Regions from separate parts of the Homo sapiens genome. Here region 2 is linked to region 1. A link is a contact called in ENCODE Hi-C or POLR2A ChIA-PET data. All regions are on one chromosome and are shown on one strand. The core of a region is the stretch at or near the end of the contact, and the rest is flanking DNA. Distances in the headings are between cores, read along the strand shown.

The links. A loop is a pair of places that touch in the nucleus more often than their neighbours do. ChIA-PET counts read pairs that join two places held with the same protein, here RNA polymerase II (POLR2A). Pooled maps may share reads with other maps.
Region 2: a loop to region 1 is called in a pooled map, with 2.7 times the contacts of the local background. The contact joins the enhancer-like site here to the promoter of TSPAN10 in region 1. A Hi-C loop is called at or near these places in 2 of 50 pooled maps. POLR2A ChIA-PET finds 5 or more read pairs at or near these places in 2 of 52 experiments (PC-9 and WTC11).

Annotation. Positions count from the first base shown.
Region 1 is chr17:81,632,253-81,638,955 of GRCh38, forward strand. It overlaps TSPAN10 (tetraspanin 10), which reads left to right and starts at 4,944. Exons shown (of 4, transcript NM_001290212.2): 1 at 4,944-5,154. NPLOC4 (NPL4 homolog, ubiquitin recognition factor) reads right to left here and starts at 4,860. Exons shown (of 17, transcript NM_017921.4): 1 at 4,664-4,860. The coding sequence starts at 4,678. RefSeq lists a silencer at 4,590-4,799.
Region 2 is chr17:81,253,720-81,259,848 of GRCh38, forward strand. All of the region lies in intron 11 of SLC38A10 (solute carrier family 38 member 10), which reads right to left. Among named protein-coding and RNA genes, the nearest start is that of NDUFAF8, 17 kb to the left of the region's middle. RefSeq lists an enhancer at 988-1,679. Within about 2 kb of position 1,257, at least 21 of the 41 ENCODE cell types and tissues checked have a DNase peak (open chromatin) inside an H3K27ac peak, as active enhancers do.

The DNA.
Region 1 (6,703 bases), core at 3,694-6,193:
GCATGAGCCACCAACCCTGGCCTAGCTGATTTTTTATAGTGAAACATTTCAATTCCCTTATTTCCTTTTTTATTTCTTTTTTTTTTTTCAGCTCTTGTTGCCCAGGCTGGAGTGCAATGGCGTGATCTCGGCTCACTGCAACCTCTGCCTCCCCGGTTCAAGTGATTCTCCTGTCTCAGCCTCCTGAGTATCTGGGATTACAAGTGCCTGCCACCACGCCTGGCTAATTTTTAGTATTTTTAGTAGAGATGGGATTTCACCACGTTGGCCAGGCTGGTCTCGAACTCCTGACCTCAAGTTATCCACCCACCTGGGCCTCCCAAAGTGCTGGGATTACAGGTGTGCACCACCACACCCGGCCTCCCTTATTTCCTTTTTCATAAATTCTATAACTATTTTCTGTGAGGTTACCACGAGTGTTACATTAAACATCCTCTTCAACCATTATGCAGATGAAAACTGTCACAAGCCATTGTCTAAAAAAGATTTCCACTGATACAGGACAAAACACCATAAAGGCTCAGTCTACTGGGATTTGTCCGCTTTTAGTAAAGTAACTAAGCCTAATCTAGATTTTCCTAAAATAGGATAACCCTGTCCTGCATTTTCCCATAACTTTCACTTGGCAGAAAAGGCTCCACCCAATATGTTCTCAACTTTTAAGTCAGGAGATTGAGACCATCCTGGCTAACACGGTGAAACCCCATCTCTACTAAAAATACAAAACATTAGCCAGGCGTGGTGGAGGGCGCCTGTAGTCCCAGCTACTTGGGAGGCTGAGGTAGGAGAATGGCGTGAACCCAGGAGGCAGAGCTTGTGGTGAGCAGATCGCGCCACTGCACTCCAGCCTGGGTGACAGAGCAAGACTCCGTCTCAAAAAAAAAAAAAAAAAGAAAAGAAATACAATTCTTTATACTTCTAACGTCTAGTATACTTCATTCTAGATTCAATACCCCAGAAAAACGTTTTCACAATATATAGCATTAGGTAAATACTTCCACTTATTTGTTTCTAAAATCTGTCTGCCAACACTTAGCTATCTTAAAAAGGAAAGCTCTGTTCTAATGAAGGGGAACATGTGAATGTTCCTTCAAACGATGACTCTGGAACAAGAGCATGTTACCGCCATTCTTTACAGAGCTAAATGGTTCAGGCTGCAGAATTCTAAGGTGAAGAAGTCATCCTACTTGATCCTCTACCACAGAAGATGGGAGTCCAGGTTTCCAAGGCCAACTCCAGTATTTAACAAGAGACAAACATAATTTGTACGATGGAAAGTTCTGGCCTAGCCTCTGACACAGACTACAAAATGAAATACACAGGAAGAGACAGACCTGACAACATGAACACACAGCCTCTTGGTAACTTAAGTTTCCCTATTTATAAGAAAATAAGACTAGAACGCTTCTTGGGGAAGTTGAAGAACTGGTGAGATACAGTTAAATCCACAGAAACTCTTTTCTCCCCCCAAGACAGAGTCTTGCTCTGTCACCCAGAGTGGGAGTGCGATGGCGCGACCTCGGTTCACTGCAACCTTTGCCTGCCGAGTTCAAGCAATTCTCTTGCCTCAAGCCTCCCAAGTAGCTGGGATTATAGGCGCCCGCCACCGCGCCCAGCTAATTTTTTTTTTTTTTTTAAGAGTCTCACTCTGTCACCCAGGCTGGAGTGCAGTGGTGCGATCTCGGCTCACTGCAATCTCCGCCTCCCGGGTTCTAACTTTTCTGCCTCAGCCTCCTGAGTGGCTGGGACTACAGGTGCACGCCACCACGCCCGGTTAATTTTTTGTATTTTTTTTTTTTAGTAGACGTGGGGTTTCACCGTGTTGCCCAGGCTGGTCTCAAACTCCTGAGCTCAGGCAATCCACCTGCCTCGGCCTTCCAAAGTGCTAGGATTACAAACGTGAGCCACCACGCCCTAATTTTTGTATTTTTAGTAAAGACGTGGTTTCACCATGTCGGCCAGGCTGGTCTCAACTCCTGACCTCATTATTCACCTGCCTCGGCCTCTCAAAGTGCTGGGATTACAGGTGTGAGCCACCATGCCCAGCCCAGAAACTTTTCAAAAGATCTCTTTCTTAAATTCAAAATAACTTTTTAAATCAATTTCAAAAGAAGAGTGTTTTAATTCCTCACAATCTGAGACATTCAACGAGATCCAATGCTGTCAATGAGAGCCTAGCCTTATACACTAGTGGGAAAAAAAAAATGGCCTTGTCTGAAACACTTTTCACTTGTCAATGGTTATTTTAACTCAGTTAAAAGTACAAAGGTAGTTTGAAAGAAGGTTTCAGTGCTAATTCCTAACCTATTTCTAGGCAAAGTCACCAATGATTAACACTTTTTTTTTTTTTTTTGAGACAGTCTTGCTCTGTCGCCCAGGCTGGAGTGCAGTGGCGCAATCTGGGCTCACTGCAACCTCCACCTCCCGGGTTTGAGCGATTCCCCTCCCTCAACCTCCAGAGTAGCTGGGATAACAGGTGCATGCCACCACACCCGGCTAATTTTTTATTTTTAGTAGAGACAGGGTTTCACCATGTTGGTCAGGCCAGTCTTGAACTCCTGACCTCGTGATCCGCCCACCTCGGCCTCCCAAAGTGCTGGGATTACAGGCGTGAGCCACTGCATGGCCACATTTTATTTTTCAAAGGAGTCAAAGGTTTCTTGGCCGGGCATGGTAGCTCAGGACTGTAATCCTAGCAATTTTGGGACCCCAAGGTAGGAGGATCCCTCGAGCTCAGAGACCAGCCTGTACAACATAGTAGAGACCTCATCTCTATAAAAAAATGTTTTTAATTAAAAAGATTTAAAGGCCAGGCGCGGTGGCTTATGCCTGTAATCCCAGCATTTTGGTATGCCAAGGCGGGCGGATCACGAGGTCAGAAGTTCGAGATCAACCTGGCCAACACGGTGAAACCCCATCACCACTAAAAATAAAAAAGACATCAGCCATGCGTGTTGGCGAGCACCTGCAACCCCAGCTACTCGGCTGAGGCAGGAGAATTTCTTGAACCCGAGAGGCGGAGGTTGCAGTAAGCAGAGATCGCACCACTGAACTCCAGCCTGGGCGACAGAGTGAGACTCCATCTCAAAAAAATAAAATAAGGTTAAAAAAAAAAAAAAAAAAGGAGTCGACGTTTCCTAAGTTTCTCCTGGGCCATATATTCATTCCACTCATCTCCAGGTTGGGAAACATGGAGGCACCAAGAGGGCCCCTGACTGGAGAGATGATGGAACCACCAGAGAACAGCCTTGCAAATAAGTGCTAGGTTCTCCTGGAGACCCATTTGTTTGTGTGTGTGAGACAGTCTCATTCTGTCGCCCAGGGTGGAGTCCAGTGACGCCACCTAGGCTCACTATGTTGTCCAGGCTGGTCTTGAACTCCTGACCTCAGGTGATCCACCCACCTGGGCTTCCCAAAGTGCTGGGATTACAGGTGTGAGTCACCGCGCCGGGCCTGGAGACCTATTCTAGACAACACCTGGCAAAACTGCAGAGACTGTCACAATGCTACAGTATGAACATTACTCTTCACCCAATACTGCTAAGCTTCCCCCAGAAATCCCAAATCTTCCTTAATATTAACCAAAATGCTCCTGTCCAATGGTCAGTTAGTTTTTTTCCCATCACATTTACTTTTGGGAAGAAACTTCTCACAACTTAACGAGGGACTGGTTTTCTGATTTGTCACTGATATTTTTTACGTTAAGGAGGAGTGTGTGACAATTTTTTTTTTTTTTTTGAGACGCAGTCTCGCTCTATAGCCCAGGCTGGAGTGCCATGGAGGGATCTCAGCTCACTGTAACCTCCACCTCCCGCGTTCAAGCAATTCTCCTGCCTCAGCCTCCCAAGTATCTGGGATTACAGTGCGCCATGACGCCCGGCTAATTTTTTGTATTTTTAGTAGAGACAAGATTTTGCCATGTTGGCCAGGATGGTCTCGAACTCCTGACCCCAGGTGATCCACCCGCCTCGGCCTCCCAAAGTGCTGACATCACAGGCGTGAGCCACTGCGCCGGGCCGACAATTTCAATTTCAGGTAAAAAGTGAAATCAACATCATTTACAACATTCCTTTTAAAGAGGAATTGTCAAGTTGTCCTTCCAAGTAAGGAGCAAAGCCGGCAAGTTACTGTGTTTTCATTTTCCCAGGTCTTCTGGTGGGGAGGGAGCTCTGTAACGTCCCCGTCTGCAGAGCTGCTCTCCTTAGTGACTCATGACAAGGCACTTGCTGGGAAGCGGGAGAGCAGGAGGAGAGAATCAGAGGGAGATTAGGATAAGAGGTGTCCCTGGCTCTGAGAGGGGCAGGACTGGCTGGGAGTCCCTGGAATTAGACCAGGAAGTCTCCTGGAGCCGGGAAACGGGTGGGGAAGGAGGGCGGTTTCTCTTCGCCACAGTCCATTCTCCCTGCTTAGAAAGGCTCGGCCTTTCCCTGCCCAGGGCGGGGAACCGGGGTCGTAAGTCCCCTGGGGAGGGACACGGACGGGAAGCAGCCGAGGGGGGTGAAAGTCCCCGAGAGGGGCCCAGCCACTACAGAGAAAGCCCTGGCGAGAGAAGAGAAAGGGGCCGAGTCGCGGCGCCGGCAGGCCCGCCTCCCCCACAGGCCGAGGCCGGCAAATCTGCTGCCTCATCCCGGCGTCCCCGCTCCCGCCCGGCCGCCGCACTCACGATGCTCTCGGCCATGGCGGCTGCTCCTGCCTCCGGGCTCGAGCCCCGGGCCGCCGCCGCCTGCCGCCCCAAGGGCCTCGCAGACCCGGCCGCGGCCTCAGCCCCGGCCCCGGCCTCCCTACGCCGCCGCCACCGCCGCTCCAGCTTCGCCCGCCCGGCTCCGCCAGCCGCCGACGTCCCGGTGCCTCGCTCAATACGCTCCCCTCGGGCGCGAGGCCGGGAAACCAGGTTCCGGCCCCACCAACGGCTCGACGCATGCGCAGGGCGGCGCCGCTGACCCGCCCCCGCCATCCCTGCAACTGGAGGAGGGGATTTTGGAAAGTTGCGTCTGAGATTACTTCTGCTCGTCCTCGGAAACCCAAGCGGCACAGGAAAGTCCAAAAAGGAAGCAAAGACGAGCATCCGAAGTCTCACCCAAAAATAACTACTGCTGCGTATTATAGCGTATTATAATTGGGGAAACAGCATTCCAAACTTCTCTCCATGCACAGGTAAGTAGAGAAACAATTTCAGGAAGGCAGGATCACACCTTCATGTTTTTTTTTTTAAGTATTTTTTAAATTTAACATAAGAAAAACAAACGAGTTTAAACTGCATTTCAGGCCGGGCGCGGTGGCTCATACCTGTAATCCCAGCATTTTGGGAAGCCAAGGTGGACGGATCACCTGAGGTCAAAAGTTCGAGACCAGCCTGGCCAAAATGGTGAAACCCCGTCTCTACTCAAAATACAAAATTAGGCCATACGCGGTGGCTCACGCCTGTAATCCCAGCACTTTGGGAGGCCGAGGCAGGTGGATCACCTGAGGTCAGGAGTTCAAGACCAGCCTGACCAACGTGGTGAAACCCCGTCTCTACTAAAAATACAAAAATTAACTGGGCGTGGTGGCGGGCACCTGTAATCCCAGCTACTCGGGAGTCTGAGGCCGGAGAATCTCTTGAAGCGAAGAGGCGGAGGTTAGAATGAACTGAGTTGGTGCCACTGCACTCCAGTCTGGGCGACAGAGTGAGACTTCATCTCAAAAAAAAAAAAAAAAGACGTCACTTCACAGATTCTAAGGATTTTTGGAGTTGGATACCAGGAAACCGGAAGACTAAATGTATACATATTTCACAACATCACAATTACTGTGACAGTTTTTTTAAACTATGTTAAATTACATTAATTGATTAAATTATGTTAGTAATTGTATTAGTTTGCTCAGGGTGCCACTGTAACTACCCAACATATTGTCCCTGCCCACTGCCTAGACTTTATCAAGACAGGGGAATTGCAATAAAGAGTTTAATTCACACAGAGCCAGCTTGTACAGGTTACTGAGGTTTTATTACTACTCAAAAAAAATTAGTGTCCTTGAGAATTCAGGGATCAGAGTTTTTTGTTTTTTGTTTTTTTTTGTTTTTGAGTCCGAATCTCACTCTGTCACCCACACTGGAGTGCAGTGGCGCGATCTCGGCTCACTGCAACCTTCACCTCCTGGGTTCCAGTGATTCTCCTGCCTCAGCCTCCCGGGTAGCTGGGACTACAGGCGCACACTACCATGCCTGGCTAATTTTGTATTTTTCGTAGAGACGGAGTTTCTCCATGTTGGTCAGGCTGGTCTTGAACTCCTGACCTCAGGTGATCCGCCCACCTGGGCCTCCCCAAAGTGCTGGGACTATAGACGTGAGCCACCGTGCCCGGCTGGGGATCCGCGGTTTTAAGGATAATTTGGTGGGTATGGGGTCAGAAAGTAGGGAGTGTTGATTGGTTGGGTCAGAGGTGAAATGATAGGGAGTCAAAACTGTCCTCTTGTGCTGAGTCGGTTCCTGGGTGGGGGCCACAAGATATGAGCCAGTTTATCAATCTGGGTGGTGCCAGCTGATCCATGGAGTGCAGAGTCTGCAAAATATCTCAAGCGCTGATCTGTTTTTTAATAGTGATGTTATCCTGAGAAGCAATTTGGGAGGTTTAGAATCTTGTAGCCTCCAGCTACATGACTCCTAAACCATAATTTCTAATCTTATGGCTAATTTGTTAGTCCTGAAAAGGCAGTCTTGTCC
Region 2 (6,129 bases), core at 7-2,506, 380 kb before region 1:
ATCACCATCTCCATCCCTACCACCATCACCATCATCATCACCGTCACCATCATCACCATCTCCATCCCTACCACCATCACCATCATCATCACCGTCACCATCATCACCATCACCGCTATCATCACCACCATCTCCATCCCTACCACCATCACCATCATCATCACCATCACCACTACCATCACCACCATCACTGCCAACCCTACCATCATTGCCATCACCTCCATTATCGTCATCACCACCACCATCTCCATCCCCACCACCATCGCTGCATCATTGCCACCACCTCCATAATCATCACCTACATCACCGTCACCTCCACCGTCACTGCCATCACCTCCATCATCGTCGTCACCTCCGTCACCACCACCACCACCGCCATCACCACCTCCCTGTCCCAGCAAGGCCATATGTCCACTGAGACAGGCGCTGCAGCCGAGGGGGACTCAGGTGAAGCTGTCTGAGGAAGAATTCACACAGAGTCCAGTTCAGAGCAGCAGATGGGGCCTCACCAGCTCCCATAGGAGAAGAAAATGGGGACAATTAGCTTAGCTTTCTACCAGCCTTCTAAGAGCAGCCTGATATGTTAGTCTAGGGAAACAGACAGTTACACTGTTGTCAGTTTGGAGTTGAGAGTCCTAGACAAACTGTAGAGGGAAGGTACCACCCTACTGGGTAATAAACTAGTTAACAGAAAGCAGACGCTAGGCTCTACAGTTTAGTTAAAGTAACAAATTCAACTTTTTTTTAAGATGGACTCCTGCTGTGTCGCCCAGGCTGGAGTGCAGTGGCACAATTTCGGCTCACTGCAACCTCTGCCTCCCAGGTTCAAGCAATTTTCATGCCTCAGCCTCCTGTAGCTGGAATTACAGGAACCTGCCACAATGCCTGGCTGATTTTTGTATCTTTAGTAGAGACAGGGTTTCACCACGTTGGCCAGGCTGGTCTCAAACTCCTGACCTCAAGTGATCCACCCGCCTCATTCTCCCAAAGTGCTGGGATTACATGCGTGAGCCACCGCGCCTGGCCCAAGTGACCAATTCTATAAGCGTATGGCCACCCGCCTGAGCAGGTGAAAACATACTGGTCTCCATCACACGATTAGGCTTCGGCAGAGGCCCCATGCGGAAACAAGCCATAACTGTCAATCAAGAGGGCCTGTCCAATGGATTACTAAGTGAAGAAAGGGAGGCTGGGGAGGGGAAGGGAAAATATAGCAAAACAAAGGAAATCTCCGTTGTCATAGGACAAGTTGCCTCAGAGCAGTCATTTTCTCAGCAGGAGCAAAATTCAGTTCCTCAGGCCGTGAATGACCAGTCTGGGGCTCCAGGGGGAGCTCTGTGTGGGTGCAGGAGCCGCGGGACGGGAAGTGAGCACGGTGAGCCGGGAGCTGCCCCAGAGGTCCCTTTGGAGAACCTCCCGGGAACGCCACGCCTCTCAGCGTTCTGCAAGTGTTGCTGGATTGCACGGGCACCTGCAGGAAGGCTGTGCGAGTGTCCTGGCTCCCCGCCGCCTGCAGCAGCTGACCAGCCAAGGGCTGCACTCACAGCCTTCATGCCCGGCGCTCTGCAGCTGTCTGCGGGCAATGCACACAGCCTTCTCCACAACGGAGCCCATCTTTGCGTCAGGGACAGTTTGCCGGCAGTGCCTCTTGGCTGCAGTAAAACTAACACAAAACTTCAAAATCAGCAACTGAAAAACGTCCGAGTGCTGCCAGCCGCTTCCACTCTCAACATGAACACAGGTTGCGCAAAGACAGAAAGGGGCCCTGTATGGGGAGTGCCCCCGCCAGCTCACGACTGAGCTCCTCGGGAGGGAGGAGATCTCTGGCATCCGAATTTCTTCTCCTAGAAGGCCAGCAACACACCCGGCTAAGCCACAGTAGAGGCGGCCACGGCCAAGGGGGATGGCTCCACGCACGCCCCCAGGAACACCCAGCAGAGGGTGCTGCCGCAGGGCAACCATCCTCCCTCATTTGGCTTCAAAAATCGCCTCCAGGCCAGGCATGATGGCTCACTCCGGTAATCCCAGCACTTTGAGAGGCCGAGGCAGGAGGATCACTTGAGGTCAGGAGTTCAACACCATCCTGGCAAAACCCTGTCTCAACAAAAATACAAAATTAGCCGGGTGTGGTGCCGCGCCTGTATTCTCGGCTACTCAGAGGCTGAGGTGGGAGAATTGCTTGAACTTGGGAGGTGGAGGCTGTAGTGAGCCAATATCGTGCCACTGCACTCCAGCCTGGGCGACAGAGCGAGACTCCATCTCAAAAAAAAAATCATCTCCAGTCACAAGAAACCACGACCCGTGACCATCATTGGCACGTGGTGCCAGGAATGCTGTGTTTATGCTGTCCCAGCGGCTCCTCACTGCCAGGTGCTGACGCAGGTTCCCAGCTCCTGGCACCCACAAAAACACACACCTTCCTAACAAGTGACAGAGGCCACAACTCAGCCACGGCGGAGGCGGATCCCTCAGACTTTCCTCCCTGCTGTCTAGTCGGGCATGGAGGCCCCAAGGCTGCCAAGGCCACAGCTCAGGGCTCGGTCTTTGGAGTCAGACATGCTCGGGGACTTGGAGGTGGTGACCTGGAGGGGAAGGGGCAACATCTAATGCATCCCCAACCCCACATTCAAGGCTGGCGTCCACCCCAGACCGGAGGCCAGCACGGACGGGCGGGGAGGCCAGCGACGCTGCCGTCCGGACCCCAAGAGTCGGCAAGGTGGCTCTGCGGGCTGCCGGCTTGGACCCGCCATGGCTCCCTCTGTGCACTTTGTGATCAGTAAAGGTGGAGACAGTCACATCAGACGGCCCCCAGACGAAGTGACTTTTAAACACACTCCCGGCATCCCACGGACGGAGTGCCTCATCCACTCAAGTGCCGCCCCAAGTTCAGGAGGAGGCTCGGGATCCCAGGGCGCCACACTCGCAAGAGGTGAGAACAATGGCCGCTGACGTGACTTCAAAGCTAGTCCCTGCTTTTAGGCAACTTTTCTAAGAGCTGATTTCTGACTTTCCCTTGATGCTGCCATGAGAAAGTATTACTCATGAAGGGCTTGGCTTTACAGCCCAATCTTGAGCACACAGCTGACCAATGACCTCATGGTCTGATCTTTGCGAATGTGAGGGGGAATCCCAGGCTATCTGGCTCCTGGTACCCGGGTGTCTGGGCTGGCAACACAGCCAGGCCCTGGTACAGCCTCCGGCAGGCGGAACCTCCTCACCACTGCTTTTGCCTCCGCCGTGGCTGGCACCACTGCTGTCTCCTGGGAGGCGGGAGAGGCTCCCAGTTCCTTCCACAGAGCACCGAATGGTCCGTGAGAAACAGGGCCACATGCTTCTCCCTTCTCTCCTCTGACTGTGGGGACAACGCCACCCTGCTGGAGCTCTCCTGCATGCCCTACTGAGAAAGTTTTCTTTTTAAGAGACAGGGTCCCACTCTGTCACCCAGGCCGGAGTGCAGTGGTGCCATCTCGGCTCACTGCAGCCCTGACCTTCCAGGCTCAAGCGATCCTCCCACCTCAGCATCCAGCCACCATACCCAGCTAATTTCTGTATTTTTAGTAGAGACAGGGTTTCACCATGTTGGCTGGGCTGGTCTCAAACTCCTGACCTCAGGTGATCCTCCTGCCCTGGCCTCCCACAGTGCTGAGATTCCAGGTGTGAGCTGCTGTACCGGCCCGGAGAAGGCTTCTGATAGCTCCTTTGCTGTGTCCCCCGCGCCTCTCCTCCTCTTATAATTTTGTGTCATGTTTCTGTTGCTGTCCTGAGATGGCAGGGAGCTGATTCCATTGTCTGAGATCACCCCGCCATCCGTGCAGGACCTGGCCGAATTCCGAAGGGCCCTGCCTCCTGCAGCCTCTGGCCTGTGTTGAGCCACGTGACCTGCCTCCACGCATGGGGGCTGTGTGTCCCCGCTTGGGCCTGAGCACACAGAACTGTGGCCATCTCTGCCCCCGCACCAACACACACGACCCGTCGACACCCAGCAGACCCTCCTTCTGTCCCACATCACCGCATTCTGGGTCCCTTCTCAGCCAGGCCCCTGCCTCATTTTCCCACGGAGCGGAAGTGCAGCTGTGCCTGCCCCGCTGGGGGAGCGGGGACGAGGGTGCCCGAGGGGTGCGGGCCCTGCTGTGCTGCCCCATGCAGCAAGGGAGGGGCGTGCAGGCACCGGGAGGACAGGGGACCTGCAGCTCCAAGAAAGGAACAGATGTCACAAAACCCGAACCCAGCCCTAGCCTTCAGGGTGCTAGAGAGAGCAGGTACGAACGGCCCGACTCCCAGCTTTCAAGGTAACTGTCTTCATGAGCCTTTGCAGGGACTCAGCCATGCTCACAAAGGCCTGTGAAGCCGTGCATGGGGCCCCGGCTGTGCGCGTCTAACCACGACACATGACATCTGCATGAGGATGGGATTCACGGCCACAGCCCAGGGCCACGCAGGACTCTCACCCAGTCAGCAGGTACCATCTTTGGCCTCTGCAGCATCAAAGAGACCAATAAAACTCCGCTCAGCAGTCTGACAGGGAGCGCACATCGGTGCAGGACCCTCGACCCCAGCTCAGCCTCAGCCCGGCAGCCCATCTATCACGGGGGAGCCGGGGGCTGGAAAATCAGAGACACGCTAAAAACAAGCAGCATGTGGTTCTGAGAGGGGCCATGTGTTTTGTTACAGCCTCGTGGAAGAAACAGAAACCAGATGTGGCCTCGGAGGGCACCAGGTGAGCCGGAGGCCCACGGCCCGCACAAGCCTCATGACGGGATACAGCTGCTTGCACCGGCCGCAGGCAGAGGCGGCGCAGTGCTAAGGGGACGGGGAGCCTCCTGCTGGCTGGCACCGAGAAGTCCACTCCCCGGCAGCCTGCTGGACGAGGGCGACACCCCTCACTGCCCAGGGCTAGGGTCTCAGCACACTGGACTCTAGCTCCCAGGCTACCACAATCCCACCGACAGCTCCCATGTCAGCGCCCAGTCTAGCCCAGAGGCCTGGACAGCAGTAAGTGGCCCTGCTCAGGCAGGACCGAGCCTGGGGCACCAGCTGAGGTGGGAGCAAAACACCCACCTCCCTCTCCAGGTGGACGTTTTTCCAGTCCGAATTACCAAATCCAACGCAAGGCAGCTCCACCGGCTGCTTCGGAACACTCCCAGTTTCCTTCTCTGGTGACCCCTACTGTCCCCAAGCACAGCCCCGCCAGCTGCACGGAACCCAGAAGGCAGGGCTCCCCTGCCCACCTTCGCCATCCGGGAACAGTCATCCTTGGCAAATATGAGCACAGCGGATCCAGGAAGACCCTCGGAGAGTGTCCCTCGGGGCAGTTTGTATGAGGTGACAACGCTGGGAAGGAGCTTTCCAGGCACAGGAGTGCGGAGCTCAGAACAGAGATGACAACAAGCCCCAGGGTCACGGCTGAGATGGCGTCCCCACGCACTCAGCCGACGCCAGGGGCTCCCTTCAACGGACCTCTCCTCCTGTCTGTTACAGAAGTGGAGGCCCCTCCTGGAGGCGGAAGTCACTGGCCAGCACCTCCATAGCCGCCTGAGACCCCCAGCCAGAGCCGGCACTGCTCACTGGGGCTCCTCGGGTGGTGGGCAGATGACGCCCAGCGAATCTGACTGAGCCGGGGCCTCTGCAGAGGGGTGTGTTGGATATGGTCGGCACACGGGCAGTGTGGATGCATAAACCCAGCTGTCGTCAGAGGCAGAAGACCCCAGCGTGAAGGTCATCGTGGACAGCACCTACCTGCCCATCCCTGCCTGGTGCCACTCAGAGCTCGTGGGAGGGCTGGCCTGGGGAGGTCTGCTGCCTGCAGGGCCGCCTTGTGTGGCACTCCCTCTCTAGGCCTGGGAGGGTCAGGGAGGCAGTAGCCACCCAGGCCACGGAGCTGCGGCTGCACCTGGAAAGCCACACTCAGGAAACACGCATCTCTGCACCCCGGGCTGTGCCACAGACGGAGGCGTCAGGGTTATGGGGCGCTGCGGCCGGGACTCTGCCACAGACGGAGGGTCGAGGTTACAGGGCGCCACGGGGCCCCTCCTGAAGCGGCCTGCAGCTAGCTGCCTGAGGGCTCATGGTCCTAACTCCACCCACGGTCCTGGTGAACAAATAATAAATAACCTGAAGCAGCAAACCAAA